Linked DNA regions of Homo sapiens: region 2 is linked to region 1. The links are chromatin loops, found by intact Hi-C in ENCODE. Cell type or tissue: B cell. All regions are shown on one strand. Each heading gives the region's core, and the rest is flanking DNA. Links, peaks and the distances in the headings are about the cores only.

Evidence for each region. A loop is a pair of places that touch in the nucleus more often than their neighbours do. Peaks named below come from ENCODE experiments on the same cell type or tissue, not always from the same donor. Only the 100,000 strongest peaks of a DNase experiment are listed, where the experiment ranks them.
Region 2: a loop joins it to region 1, with 5 times the contacts of the local background. A loop is called at or near these places in 1 of 110 quality-filtered maps.

The regions. Positions count from the first base shown.
Region 1 is chr10:4,329,645-4,337,572 of GRCh38, reverse strand. It overlaps LOC105376370 (a long non-coding RNA gene), which reads right to left and starts at 3,115. Exons shown (of 3, transcript XR_930589.3): 1 at 3,079-3,115; 2 at 2,842-2,999; 3 at 758-1,209. In B cell, for the core only: CTCF peaks have their summits at 4,103, 4,360 and 4,566; DNase peaks (open chromatin) are centred at 3,332, 4,322 and 4,562; H3K27ac peaks cover 2,902 bases.
Region 2 is chr10:3,480,693-3,486,916 of GRCh38, reverse strand. The region is part of intron 3 of LINC02669 (long intergenic non-protein coding RNA 2669); the gene reads left to right. The region is part of intron 1 of LOC105376360 (a long non-coding RNA gene); the gene reads right to left. The region is part of intron 1 of LOC124902538 (a long non-coding RNA gene); the gene reads right to left. It overlaps LOC107984192 (a long non-coding RNA gene), which reads right to left and starts at 3,370. Exons shown (of 2, transcript XR_001747329.1): 1 at 1,434-3,370; 2 at 1-1,096. RefSeq lists an enhancer at 1-908. In B cell, for the core only: a CTCF peak has its summit at 2,303; DNase peaks (open chromatin) are centred at 366, 1,416 and 2,236; H3K4me3 peaks cover 2,862 bases; H3K27ac peaks cover 2,504 bases.

The sequences.
Region 1 (7,928 bases), core at 1,508-6,507:
TGCTCTGCATATATAGTAGGTAATGCCTCACATATGATTTATTGGAGAATGAGCTAGTTCATTTCCAGGAATCTTCTAGATAAATGAAGTTCACCACTAATATGTTAGAACTTTTTTTAAAAGTTAACTTTTATTTTCCTAGTAGCCATTTAAAAATATATTAACCCCCCCTCCCTGCCTTCTCCCTTAATCATGGCATTTATTGCTCAGGTTATTCCAAAATTACTGCCGTAACATTAGCAATGAGAAGTTAATAGATTAAGAAATCATAAAAATTCACAATCAAGCTAATTGAAGTTTATTGTTTTGCTAAGGCCTTTGAGATTTTATACCAAACGATAAAAGCTAGATGACATTTATGTCTGCAAAATCCATTATTGAGAAATTGCTGTGTGTGTACATATACCATTCCTTCATCCTCTTATTCATCCCACACTCATTCGAGGCTCTTACAGGAAAATATGCACCTGGCTGAATTCCATCTCCTACATCCACCACACACCTAGGTCATCAATGCATTGTATATTGACCTGCATAATTGCTTCTTTTGTTCTTACTGAGAACTTCCTAACCCCTTCCCATGTCTAACCCAGGCCACAAAAACTTTTCAGGATGGTTAGAATTGTAAGGTAAAATTTTATTTTCTTGTCTTTTCTTTTTTAAGCAAAAGGTATAGAGATTACCTGAATTTGAAAAAAAATTAGAGAAGGGGTGGTGGTGGTGAGTACCAGGAACTCTATATTTATTGATTTCATGATTTATCCATAATCAAGTTTATTGTTATCTACAAAAATTTTGTGTGGTTTTAATTAAAGTGCCCTTGGAGTGACTGGCGTGTGCAGGAGAGTTTCCACTCTACCGTAGGTGATGCATAAGCTACTACTGGACTGGCAGCTCTGAACCAATGGTAGTCCATGGCTGGAGTCCTGTGTTGAGGGTTCTATCAGTGCATCTAGGCTTTTTAAATACAGCAGGGTCTTCTTAGCAATGCCTGCTTTGTGCACAGGATTGGGATTTGCAGTATACATGGCATGGATTTAACATGCTTATCTTACATGCAGCAGCTTCAACCACTAAGACTGTTCAGCTCATCTTCATCTTTGTACCTGTCCATTAACATCAAGTTTCAAGGTTGTCAACGCACCAAGATCTGTTAGGCATCTTACTTAGACTCTTTCCTCCTCCAAATTAATTGCTTCCAAATTTCTGCTGATGGAAAGTAAGATAAATCAACTGATTAAAATTGTATTTATAATAGATTGATTTCTAGACAGAGGAATGAAAATAAGATAAATATGAAACAAAACAGATAATAAATGTTAATTATAAAATCCTGGTGGAGTGTACACAAGTGTTCACTCTGCAATTTTTTCAGCTTTTATGTTAGAAATATTTTATGATAAGATTTTTGGAAGAATTGTGCTTATGGAAATCATTAATAATCAGTGATTGCGTACATAAGAGGATTGCCTAAAAATAAAAGCATGGACTTTCATGGAAATAATTTAAAACACTGTCATTGTTCCTCAGGTTCCATTTTTGTTCATTTCTACATTTCTACATTTTGTTTTCTGTTTAAAATAGTCAAGTAAATGGCATAGAGTGGGTCATTGTTTCACATTTTTAAGATCCTTTGAATAATAGTATGGGGTGTTTTGCTACCTTGTTTGTTTTGTCTTGGCTTTATTCATTTTTAAATTTTGATTATATTGAGAAGGGAGAGACAAAGAATAGCAAGTATTTTTTTCCCTTAAAATACAAATCCAACATAAACCACTCTCCTCTTTGTCATCAAATCTGCTTGGCAGCAGTGTTGTGCCACCCACAATATATTACTCTAAAAAGCAAAGCTAGGCTAATTAATGTTGTATAAACCTAGGAGAAAATGCAAAATCGATGGGAGGAAGCTGGTAGGTATTTGAAGTTCCAACCTATTTCTAATGGTTGAATCATATTTTTTAAAAGGAATGCACTGCCCTCAAAACCCAGGGTTACAACAGCTCCTTAAAAGCCCATCAAAGACATAGCATGAATAGAATTACGAGAAATCGATGGGTCGGTTTTCTTCTCCTTACTTGAAAGACGGTATGAGTTTCTCCAGCTTTCTTCATTTATTTACTTTGGAACAGAAGGAAATATTCTCACTAAATTTAAGTGGTTCACAGAAAATCAAACTTTATGAAAATATTCATAAATTAACTAAACTGAAATAAGCAGTGTAAGTCATTTGCTCTCTTATTTTGGGGCTCTGGAAACTTCCTGCTTGTGTCAGAAAGGAAAACAAAGAGAACATCTATATCAGCATAAGAGAGTGGATTAAAAATTGGCCACTGAAGGAAACGGCAAGTATAGTTTGGCATAAGCTATCACAGCAGCTTACACTCAACAACGCCGAGATACCTGGAAACATTAACTGTGTGAAAACATGCCAGGAGAATTATGGGCCTTCAACTCCTTAAAATAACAGAATTCTGCTTAATAGATTGTTCTGCACTGCTCAGCAGACAATGACCACAGGCTGTCTTCAGTGGTTCCTATTCTGACCACAAAATAAATGGAAGTTGCGACTACCATGAGCAGGAGCTCAGATGAGAGATTCACTGAAAAGAAAGCAAATGCCTGTGGACAGTCAAGGTTTTGAAAGAACATCAGGCCCTAACTCCCGAGCTTGCCTGGCTTACAGCAATGTGATGGAAAGCATAGCCTTGGTTTCTGTGATTTTTAATAGTTGAAGAAATCTAAGTCTAGTTTCTTAAGATCTAAAAATAAATCACCGCAGAGTGTCCCATAATCTGTACACTACAAGTTATTATGAAAAGATGAAAGTAAAAGCACACTAACAAAATATAGCAGGTAAAGGAGCTGGTCAGCCATGGGATGTTGAAGAGCAGATGCTGGCATTCTCACTGGGAATCTGTCAACCCAAACTTCATCTCTGCTAGTGTAGAACCAGCAGACTTGGTGTGACTTTCAACCTGTCCCCCAGAGGCACCTGATTGCTGGAGAGAAGTTGCAGAGTTGAGAACAAGACTGATGGTTTTATCTCTGTCTGAAGATAACCATGAGAATAGCACTTACTATTGATGAAGCCACAAGCACACTTGATGAGGCCTGCAAAGAAAGCTTGGTCTCCAGGCAAGGTGGGGACCATTGCGGAAGTGAGATACAGAAAACGGAAGTGAGGTATAGAAAACGGAAGTAAGTCACAGGAAACGGAAGTGAGTTATGGAAAACAGAAGTGAGGTACAGAGGATAAAAATGATGTAAGGGAAATGGAAGTGAAGTTCAGAAAATGGAAGTGAGGTACAGAAAACGGAAGTAAGTTAAGAAAAACAGAAGTGAGGTAGTGAAAACATGAGGTACAGAAAACGGAAATGAGGTACAGAAAACGGAAATGAGGTACAGAAAACAAAAGTGAGGTACAGAAAACAGAAGTGAGGTAGAGAAAATCAAAGTAAATCACAGGAAAAGTAAGTGATTTATGAAAAAACAGAAGTGAGGTAGTGAAAATGTAAGTAGGGTACAGAAGACTGAAGTAAGGTATAAAAAACAGAGGTGAGGTAGTAAAAACTGAAGGAAAATATAGAAAACAGAGGTGAGCTAGAGAAAACGGAAATGAGGTAGAGAAAATAGAAGAGATGTACAGGAAACGGAAGTGAGTCATGAAAAACAGAAGTGAGGTAGTGAAAACGTAAGGTACAGAAAACGGAAATGAGGTACAGAAAACGAAAGTGAGGTACAGAAAACGGAAGTAAGTTACAGGACATGGAAGTGAGTTATGAAAAACGGAAGTGAAGTAGAGAAAAAGTAATATACAGAAGACGGAAATAAGGTATAAAAACGGAAGTAAAGTAGTGAAAACGGAAGTAAGGTACATAAAACAGAAGTGAGGTAGAAAAACGGAAGTGAGGTAGAAAAAACGGAAGTAAGTCACAGAAAACGGAAGTGAGTTATGAAAAACAGAAGTGAGGTACAGAAGATGCAAATGATGTTAGGAAAACAGAAGAGAGGTACGGAAAACGGAAGTGAAGTAAACAAACGGAAGTGAGTCATGAAAACCGGAAGTGAGGTAGTGAAAAAATAAGATACAGAAGACAAAAATAAGGTATAAAAAACGGAATTGAGGTAGTGAAAACGGAAGTTACAGAAAACAGAAGTGAGGTACAGCAAACGGAAGTGAGGTAGAGAAAACGGAAGTAAGTCACAGAAAACGGAAGTCAGTTATGAAAAATAGAAGTGAGGTACAGAAGATGCTAATGATGTTAGGGAAACAGAAGTGAGGTACAGAAAACAGAAGTCACAGGAAACCGAAGAGAGTCATGAAAAACAAGTGATGTACAGAAGATGAAAATGAGGTAAAAAAACAGAAGTGAGGTCTAATAACAGGAAGTGAGGTAGAGAAAACAGAAATAAGTCACAGGAAATGGAAGTGAGATAGGAAAAACAGAAGTGAGGTAGTGAAAAGTAAGATACAGAAGATGGAAATAAGGTATAAAAAACAGAAGTGAGTCACTGAAAATGGAAGTAAGGTATAGAAAACAGAAGTCAGGTTGAAAAAACGGAAGTGAGGTAGACAAAACGGAAGTGAGGTAGAGAAAATGGAAGTGAGTCACAGAAAATGGAAGTGAGTTATGAAAAACAAGTGAGGTACAGAAGATGGAAATGAGGTAATGAAAACGGAAGTGAGGTGTAGTAAATAGAAGTGAGGTAGAGAAAACCAAAGTACATCATAAGAAATGAAAGTGAGTTACTCAAAACAGAAGTGAGGTAGTGAAAAAGTAAGATACAGAAGATGCAAATAAGGTATAACAAACGGAAGTGAGGTTGTGAAAATCGATGTTACAGAAAATGGAAGTGAGGTGGAGGAAACGGAAGTAAGTCTCAGGAAACGGAAGTGAGTTATGAAAAACAGTGAGGTACAGAAGATGGAAATCAGTTAAGGAAAACAGAAGTGAGGTACAGAAAACGAATGTGATGTGGAGAAAACGGAAGTAACAGGTAACGGAAGTCATTTATGAAAAACAGAAGTGAGGTACAAAGATGAAAATAAGGTAAGGAAAATGGAAATGAGGCACAGAAGACTGAAGAAGGCCTAGAAGATGACGAGGTACAGAAGACAGAGGTGAAGTACAGAAGGTGGAAATGAGTTAGAGAAGATAGAAGTGATAGAAAACGGAAGTGTGATAGAGAAGAGGGAACAAGGTTCAGAAGATGGTCATGAGGTACAGAAGACAGAAGTGAAGTACTGAAAATAGAAATGAGTTAAAGAAGATGGAAGTAAGGTACAGAAGACGGAAGTGACATGTAAAAACACCCAATCGGTTACAGTTCTGCGTTTTCTTTATTTGAGCCTGGTCTGGACAGTTGGCCACCTCTGACTGGCAGAAACTGATTGCTACAAGAGGAGGTGACAGTTGGTTCACATATCCAGTTAGGTTACAGCCCACTATGTATGGAGAAACCTTTCAGGCAAACTTAAAATATGTAAGCAGAACACTTTATTCCATGCTTAATTTAACAAAATCATAAAGAGTATTTATGCTAATAAAGAAGACAACCAAAGCTCTGAGAAGTGGCTTTGCCAGAAGTTTCCATGCTGGTAAAATGCAGAGCCTTTATTTGACGCCAGTGAGGCTGGCAGCCGAAGCGACCAGCTATCCTGGAGTTCCTCCTGTACGTCCACGGTTAGGGAAATTCTTCCATCCTGGACAAATGGGAGCAGTCTAGTTGGTCACCCTAGTTCTGCTCTCAATGTTGTTGCTTCCCACTACACCACGACGGACATTATTCTCTCCAATGTTTTAATCGTTTTCTTCTATTTTGTGCCATGTAAAATAATTCATGATACAAAAGGTACAAAAATGGTTTGGGACAAAGCAGTATTAAAACATATACATTCAAGCTCCTGGTAGACTTCCTTTAACACACAGTTGTAACAAAGAGAGCCTCAGAACTACGCCATTCAGGACTACACACCCCTGTTTTTTTAATTAAAAAATTCTTTATTTTTATTCACATATTAGGGAGGGGGATAAAAACTTACTGCCATGTATTTTTATGGCAAAAAAAAAAAAAATCCTAGGTAATAAGAATATATGTTATTAAAAGTTATATCACTAAGAGTTGAGCTTGTCAGCTATTCAAAAGCTGCAGTTGGGGGTATGAATCATTAGGAAATGGCACAAAGGTTAGAGATACAACCTGTGACTATTTAAAGACATCACAGCCTGGTTCCCACCCTCAGGGCACAGGGAGCAGAAACAATGTGTTCATTTTGTCTTAAAAGTCCCATCAGGAGGTCGACAGGGCCAGTCAACACAGACATGTTCTAAATATTTGCCTTACGGGTGGACATAATTACTTAAAATACAAATTTAGGCTGCTAAAAATTTCAGTATACTATTATCCTGAGTTCTAGCTTCAACCTGTACCTGTATATATGGCTGCAGAATAAGGTTTTGATAGCTCACTTCTACAAAAAAGGAGAACAACATCTGTGAAAACACACAAAAGCCTAACGAGGTTATACTTTCATTCCATGGAAAAAGTGTGGCATTGATTCATTCTCAAGCTGGATTATTTCCACAATAAAATAAAATTTGCCTTCAATTTTAAAGGGAGTTTTTATTATGAGAAAAACAGAATCAAAAGGAAAAAAAAATTTTTTCACTAGGCATGTGAAAAGCCATCAAGCGGCCTAACAGATATTGGGCAAAATGCCACAATCTCTGGCGGAAAGTGCTGTCTTGGAAATAGTGTCCACTTTGACCAACACCAATGAAACCTAATGATGACCCCTATCTGACAATGATTTAGTGTGTTAACAAACTTAAATAGAATTTGACTAGCGCTAGGAAAATATAATGTGTTTCCTGTATATTATTATGAGAAAAATAAACACATATATGATAAACTATCAAAGTGAAGAATGGAAAGTTACGAAATGGTATTATTTCTGTCATCTTCTCTTGATAACAAATCAACTTTTTAAAAGCAAAGGAAAAATTGTAGCATGTATTAAATGCTTCCTGGCTTTCATTCTCTGGGTTTATCATGTCACGTCAAATCTTGTTGATTCTCCAAATAGTACCTGAGTTGTGAGCAGCACCACTCTCGTTTGCAAGTGAGGAATCCAGGCTTAGAGAGTCATTGTGCTCCCTGAACAACCAGCCTTGATATTACAACCAGCCTTGATATTGCCCAGGCACTCATTAAAATGCTCAATGTCAGACTCTATTTTCTCCTGCTAATTATCTGCCTGAAACAAGATCCCAGACAATTAAAGTTGGAGATTCTCTGCCCTGTGCCATATGACTACAATAGGCCTTCTTTCACCTCTTGAGGCTTTAAGGCGGAAAGGTGTGATACCATCCCCTACCTATTAGGAGGATGACAGTGAACACTCCTGTAACAAAAGACAGGTAAACAGGAGAAAAGTATAACAAAATTATTAATCAAACTTTACATGACACAGAGTAATGCAGAAATGAAGAGCCAAAATCTCAAGGAAAATTATTTTTATGCCTACATTCTATAAAGAACGGACAGTTGTGTAGAAATGTGATTAGACAAAAGGCTGTGATCTAATAGTGATAGAGTGAGGGGAAATCCCAGCAAGGCCTGCCTGTTCAGGTTCTTCTTGGATTCTCTGCATGCATTCATTCCTTCCTTCCAGGTATAGGGCAGGACTCCTGTGGAACAAGGATCTTCAAGGGAGAAGAGAGAGAATGACCTTTCCAGGTTTCATGGCTTGCTTTGGAAGAGAGGGGTTCTAGTGTCTATGAGCTGTGTTGGGGAAGAGGAATTCTCTTTCCTATGAATTGGTTAGGGAGTTGGAAGATGAGGGTTGAGGAAAGACACCAGGATGGGAGAAAGTCAGAGAGACCTTGCTTCTGAGCCTTTCCATCCCCTTAGCATGGCAGAGCACC
Region 2 (6,224 bases), core at 1-5,000, 850 kb after region 1:
CACCTACTTAGTCCCTTCCCTGGGGCCCGGCTCCAGTCTGAGCTGTCACGCCACAGCAAAGGCATCACTTCAGGACAGCAAAGCCCCTGTCTCCCTCCCTTCCAGCTCCTCAGACTTCACCCTGGTAACACGTTTGTTTAAAAAACATATTTTTCCCCCTTGTAAAGAATCTAGGATACAAGGGGTCAGCCCAGCAGTTTAGGTATCAAGAAGAAACTGCTCTCGGAGCTAAAGTAAGAAACAGTGCCTGTCTATAGCGCAAATAAAGAGTTGGAACAAGATAAAAGGCAGTGATCCTTCACCAGCCAATCTCCAGGTGGATCTCAGGAATCCTGTGTGATGTGTGACATCATCTGGGAAAGCCCCGCAGTTGCCATGGAGACGCACCTCCCAGGCCTCGGGAAGCTGCCCCACCTCTCTGCCACCTTCTTCCAGACTGGTCATGGCAGGCTGGCTCTGATCTGGGTCCCAGACAGAGGGGAATTGGTTTGCCTTTTTTCTTTTCTTTTCTTCTTTTTTTTCTTTTCTTTTCTTTGTAAACTGCAATGACCGTGTGTGTGTGTGTGTTTGTGTGTGTGTGTCTGTGTATGCATATATATAAAGAAAGAGAGAGAAAAAAAAACAGAGTGCCCCACGACGCAAGGTGCCCACCTTGACAAATACACTGTGGGCAGACAATAAACCCTTATGAGGTTCTGGAGTGGCAGCAGCAATGGCCTCCTGCCCTCCTGGCGGGCTGGAGCCTCCTCCTGGCAGGTGGGGTAGGGTTGAAACATCAGAAATGCCGAGAAATGTCTCGGTGCAGCCTGATTACAGAGACACTTGTGATCCATGATTTCTGCTGCTCCACTGCTGAAAAAAAGAAAAAGGCCTGGAGTGCCTCATCCGCTGTGGTTTCTCTCCCATTTAAGTAAAATTGGAAACTTTTTTAAAAAGAAAGCACAATCATGTAATTAGTGCAGGCTCTCTTTTCTGGTTTTTTGAAAAGAGGCATTTTCACACACACCTTAGTCCATCTTAAACCCTTTCAACGTTCTGCATGCTCTTCCTAATTCCAGAGAGACAGAATTTTTATTTCCTTCGATCGCAGGGATACCTACAATGGAATTTACGTCTCAATTAACAGTTTGACCAAGGGTTTACAAGTGGTTGAATGGAGTACAAATGAAGAATTCGAAGAAACGCAAAGAGAGAAAGTGGACCGCCCATAGACACCTGCTCTATGCAAACAATGGACTCCTTCCCTTTATCTTAAGGGGTCTTACGCTACCTGTTTCTACGTCCTTTGCTGGTTCCCATGACAGAAATACACACGTTTCAGACAAGATTAAAATACAAAATCCCAACCATAGCCTCATCTTTGCACACACACTCTCTCATTTCCTGTTGGTACCAGCACTTTTCTATTTCGGTCCTGGGTATGGCTCACTAACCTACAGCAGCTTCCTCATTTGCACTTGACGTCTTCCCAAACAGCATTTAAGGGACGGAGCACAGCCCAGAAGGCAGAAGCGAAGGACAACTGCCAACCCCAAGGGGGAGCAGAGATCTGGGAAGGAAGACACTCATGGTAAAGGTAAAACCAAAGAAATCACACGCCTAGGAAATAACAGATTCTTCTGCATAAAATAGACTTGTGAGAAACTAATTGCTACAGATTTTATCTCGCCCAAAATAAACCGCAGGGAAGATATCATGAGCATACTGTAACGCATAAAATCTTGACACTCGTGCTAAAATACTCAAAATATACCCTGGAAGGTTGGAGCTTGTCTTCAGTGTTGGGTTCTGCAAATTATTTCAAACAGCTCGCCATATTTGTGGTATCACATTGAACCGGGTGTGAGAGGCGGGGAAGAAACAAAGTAGACACAGCTCTTCCTTGGAGATGTCTATCCCAGAAGGCGGTTTCCGAACAGCCCAGGAGAGAGGAAAGCTCCATTTCAGAGATGCAGACATGTTGGCCAGGACCGCGGAGGGAGGTGGCCAAAGGACCCCCTTCTCAGAGGCAGGGACTTGGAATTTCTGCCCCACGGCCTCTGGGAGAGTGGAGGCTGCTCTCGGGCAATTATCCCAAATGATTGTTTATCACTCCCAGTTCCAGAAGGCCTGGAAAGATTACATTCCAGAGACTTGATCACTGAAAATGCCCGGGTGGAAGCTGTAATTACGGCTTTCTCAGAGCCTACAGCATCTCCCCTGGGATTATTTGCATAAAGTCATTTCCTGTGGCAATTGCTGAACACAACAGTGCCCTCACTGTCATCCTACAGGCCATGAAGAGGGCTGCCTAGGCGAGTGTTTCAGCATAAATGTGTGCTCAGCAACCTCTGTGCGGCTGCCTCTTTGTAAAAATAAACATGCGGTGGAGTTTCTCTGTCCCCCGTCAAGCCCTGCAGTTAATTATAGGATATCTGGAGTCGTCAAGCATTCCCATGGAGCATGGAGGGAGGTGACTTTACAACTAGCAGGTTTCCATCAGAAGGTGACGGCAGTGACAGTGGAGCTCAGACTGGACTGGCGCTCCCCTTACTAGAAACCAGAGGGAGAGGAAATCAAGAGCCAGGGCGGGGTGAATTTCAAACAGCCCAGGGCTGGAGCCGGAACGGGAACCCCAGCTCCACCTCATCAGGGCCAAATAACCAGCTGCTATGAGGGGGCAACATGCTATCGGGATAAAGCATATGAAACCATAGAACCTTCAACAATAGGGCGTGAAGAAAAAAACAGAAAAATAAGGCCACACGGGCCCAGAAGGAATGCATTGCTCAGTGGCCCCAACAGAGAAAGTGGAACCACGTGAGATATTTCCATAAAACTCAGTCTGCACTCTCAACCCCATGGTGGAAGTCACAGGGACTACCCTTGAAGAGGCTCTGTACATCCTACAGGAGCCTGCAGAGAAAAAGGCAAGCAGCTGGGAAAGAACTGGATGCAGGGGCTTGGTGGGGACAATGTCCCCCTTCTACTCACAGCGGAGTGGGTCGGGAGGAGAGCCCTGTGGTGAGATCCCGATAGGCAGAGGCCGCGCTTCCTGATGCCTTCCTGAGGAGGAGTTCAGGAGCTTTCTCTCACTTCTCTTCTCTGAACAATGCCATGCCTGTCATGCTGTAGCTCCCTGTTCCAAACCACATGCACATGTATACATGCCTATACACACATATGTGGACACATGCAGACGTACACGTACAGGCAGCCACACACATGCATACATGCCTATACACACATGTATGTGTACACAGAGATGTACACATACAGACAGGCACACACATGCTTATATAGGTGCGTACATGCATGCACACATTGTACGTGTGTACACATAGGCATGTGCACACATACATGCACATGTTAACACACATATAGACATGTACTTTCTTGCACACAAACCTACATACACATAAAGATTTACACGTGCACATGCATGTGCACATATGCAAACACAGGCACAGGTACATGTACCATACAGGCATCCACATACACATGTGTACACATACCACATGGGCATGTAGACATACATACACAGAACATTCAAATTGGCTTTTTTTTTGAGAGAGGGTCTTGCTCTGTCACCCAGGCTGGAGCACAGTGACATGATCATGGCTCACTGCTCCTCGACCTTCTGGGCTCGAGCAACCCTCCACCTCAGCCTCCTGAGTAGCTGGGACCACAGGCAGGCACCACCACCCCTGCCTAATCTTTTCAAATTTAATAGAGACAAGGTCTTAACCTAGGTCTCACTATGATGCCTGGGCTGGTCTGGAACTCCTGTGCTCCATTGATCCTCCTGCCTTGGCCTCCCAAAGTGCTGGGATTATAGGTGTGAGCCACCATGCCCAGCTGACTTATTCTTCATATTAACTTTACTTACACTACTAATTGTTTGCTTAAACGTCAGTCTGCCTCCTAATTTCCAATCTTATAGGCAAGGATGATGACCTAACACCCATCATAAATGACCCATGAAAACTTTGAGCTGCTAGATTCACCTTGACTTTTATCTTCAGCCACTTTGCCATGGGAGCCCCTTAGATGACCCTAGAGGATCTCAAACAAATGCTTCCCAAGAATGCACTCCAATAAAGTACAGAATGCCACTGTTTCCCAGGCAAGGACTGACGCCAGTGTGTGTCCAGCCATGCACAGGAAAGTAACAATGCAATCTTACACACTTTCATTTGTCATAGTGCATGATTTCTTTAAAAGGAAATACCTAAAACACTCAGACTTAGCCTTCAAGGGAGCATCACCTAGGAAAGGTTTTCTCCCCTCTCCTGACTGTGGCACAAAACGAAGAATCTCCAATGTGCACGGGGACACTTTAATGAGATTTCCGTGACATCACTCTCTTTCTTCCCGTGCCTGATGATTCACGGCAGGCTTTTCAGGTTTCTTTGGTGCAATGGTCCAATTACAAACTTTATGCAAAAACGGTGTCAGGTTACAACATGTTGCAGAAGCACACGGGCAGGACATGGGCAGATTCGTTTCTGATGGATGTTTTGCGGTGACTAAGAAGCAGCTCCCAAGAGTGAAATGTTCTCCACACGTCTCAGAACCACCGGTGGCACCTCGGCCTCTGTCACAGCAGCATCGCTGCCCACGCCAGTTGCCCATGCAAACTTTGCAGGGCAAGTGGCTGCATCCGCTGGCTCTCCTATTCCGTGCACCACTGCCCTCCTCTACACACAGGGAGATGGCAGATCACTTTTCCTCTTTCCCATCTTTGTGAGATGAGAAAGTTTTCCTTGATATTGTCTCCTGTCAAATTCTAAGGTATGGGCTGATGCATGCCTTCCAAGGAAGACAGATCAAGTATCAAGGCAGCTCACCCCAGACCACCACTGAATTTCCAGCATTTCTACCCCAAACCTACTCTTTTGGAGATCTAACAAGCACCCCAAATGAATTTTCACATTTTTCTCCAATTCCATTGTTACAAATATTTTCATCTATTCATTTTAGTTTGTATGCATCGAGCAGTGTTATAAACACAATTTTGCCCTCCCCCATAAATTCATACGCTGAAGCCCTGATCCCCACAACCTCAGAATGTGACTGTATTTTCAGACAGGACATTTTAAAAGGTGGCTAAGTTAAAATGGTTATTTTAGGATGAACCCTAATCCGATGTGACTGGTGTCCTTAGAAGAAGAGGACATTTGGATACGCAGAGACACACAGAGGAATGACCCTGTGAGGACACGATGAAAGATCACATCTACAAGTCATGAGAGAGGCCTTGGGAGAAACCGACCCTGCCCATGCTTTGATCTCGACTTCCAGCCTCCAGAGCTGTGAGAAAATAGATTTCTGGGTTTCAGCTGCCCAGTGTGTAGTATTTGTTATGGCAGCCTGCATAGAATAATACAAGCACTCGAGGTGTCCCCGGCATTGTTACGGGTGAAGGAGACATGGTGAATGAACACCAGGCAATGCCCTCTTGTCTTATGTTCTAGTGGAAAATCCACATACAATTTGCTGAAGAGCGTAGCTGAACGAGTGAGTGTATAAATGAATTAATAAATAAACTATTTTTCCAGAGTTCACAAAAATTTAAACTTGAAGTGAGAGTATTTAGATGGTTTGTTTTCTAATTCAATGTATGCCAAAGGATAAGAAATAATGAAAGTATTTTGTTCCTGTTTCTACATATTTCTTTTTCAATCCACAATATTCATGACTGAGATCTTGAAAATGATCAGGGATTCCCATCATCAATGACTTGTAGAAAGGCAATGACCTTGTGGATCTTATCAGAGGCAGTGCAGTCCAAGGGTTACTTATGACATGGCTGTAATTCCCCATGTCTGCTGGTGATACTGTGGACTAGAACAGAGTTTCTCAACCCTGATTCCACATAGAAAGCAACCAGGGAGCTGTGAAATGCTTATGCCTGGGTCCTGCCCCCAGAGAGTCTGATGTGATGGATCTGGAGTGAGGCCTGGGCATCAGAGATGTTTAAACCTCCCCTACCCCACCCCAGCTAATTCTAAGACTCAGTCAAGACCAAGAGCTTCTGCTTTGGAACATGCCGAGTGAGGTTCCGGCATTCCCAGCCCACTCCAGCTTCCCAGTAGGACTCAAAACTGCCTGCTTTGCCCATCACCTTGAATCCTTGAGCTTTGCTGAGGGTCAGGCTGCTGAGTGTGGATAGCAATCCGATGCAATCCAACAAGTCTTTACTAAGAGCCTGTGGCAATGGACAGTTCATGCAGGAATACTTA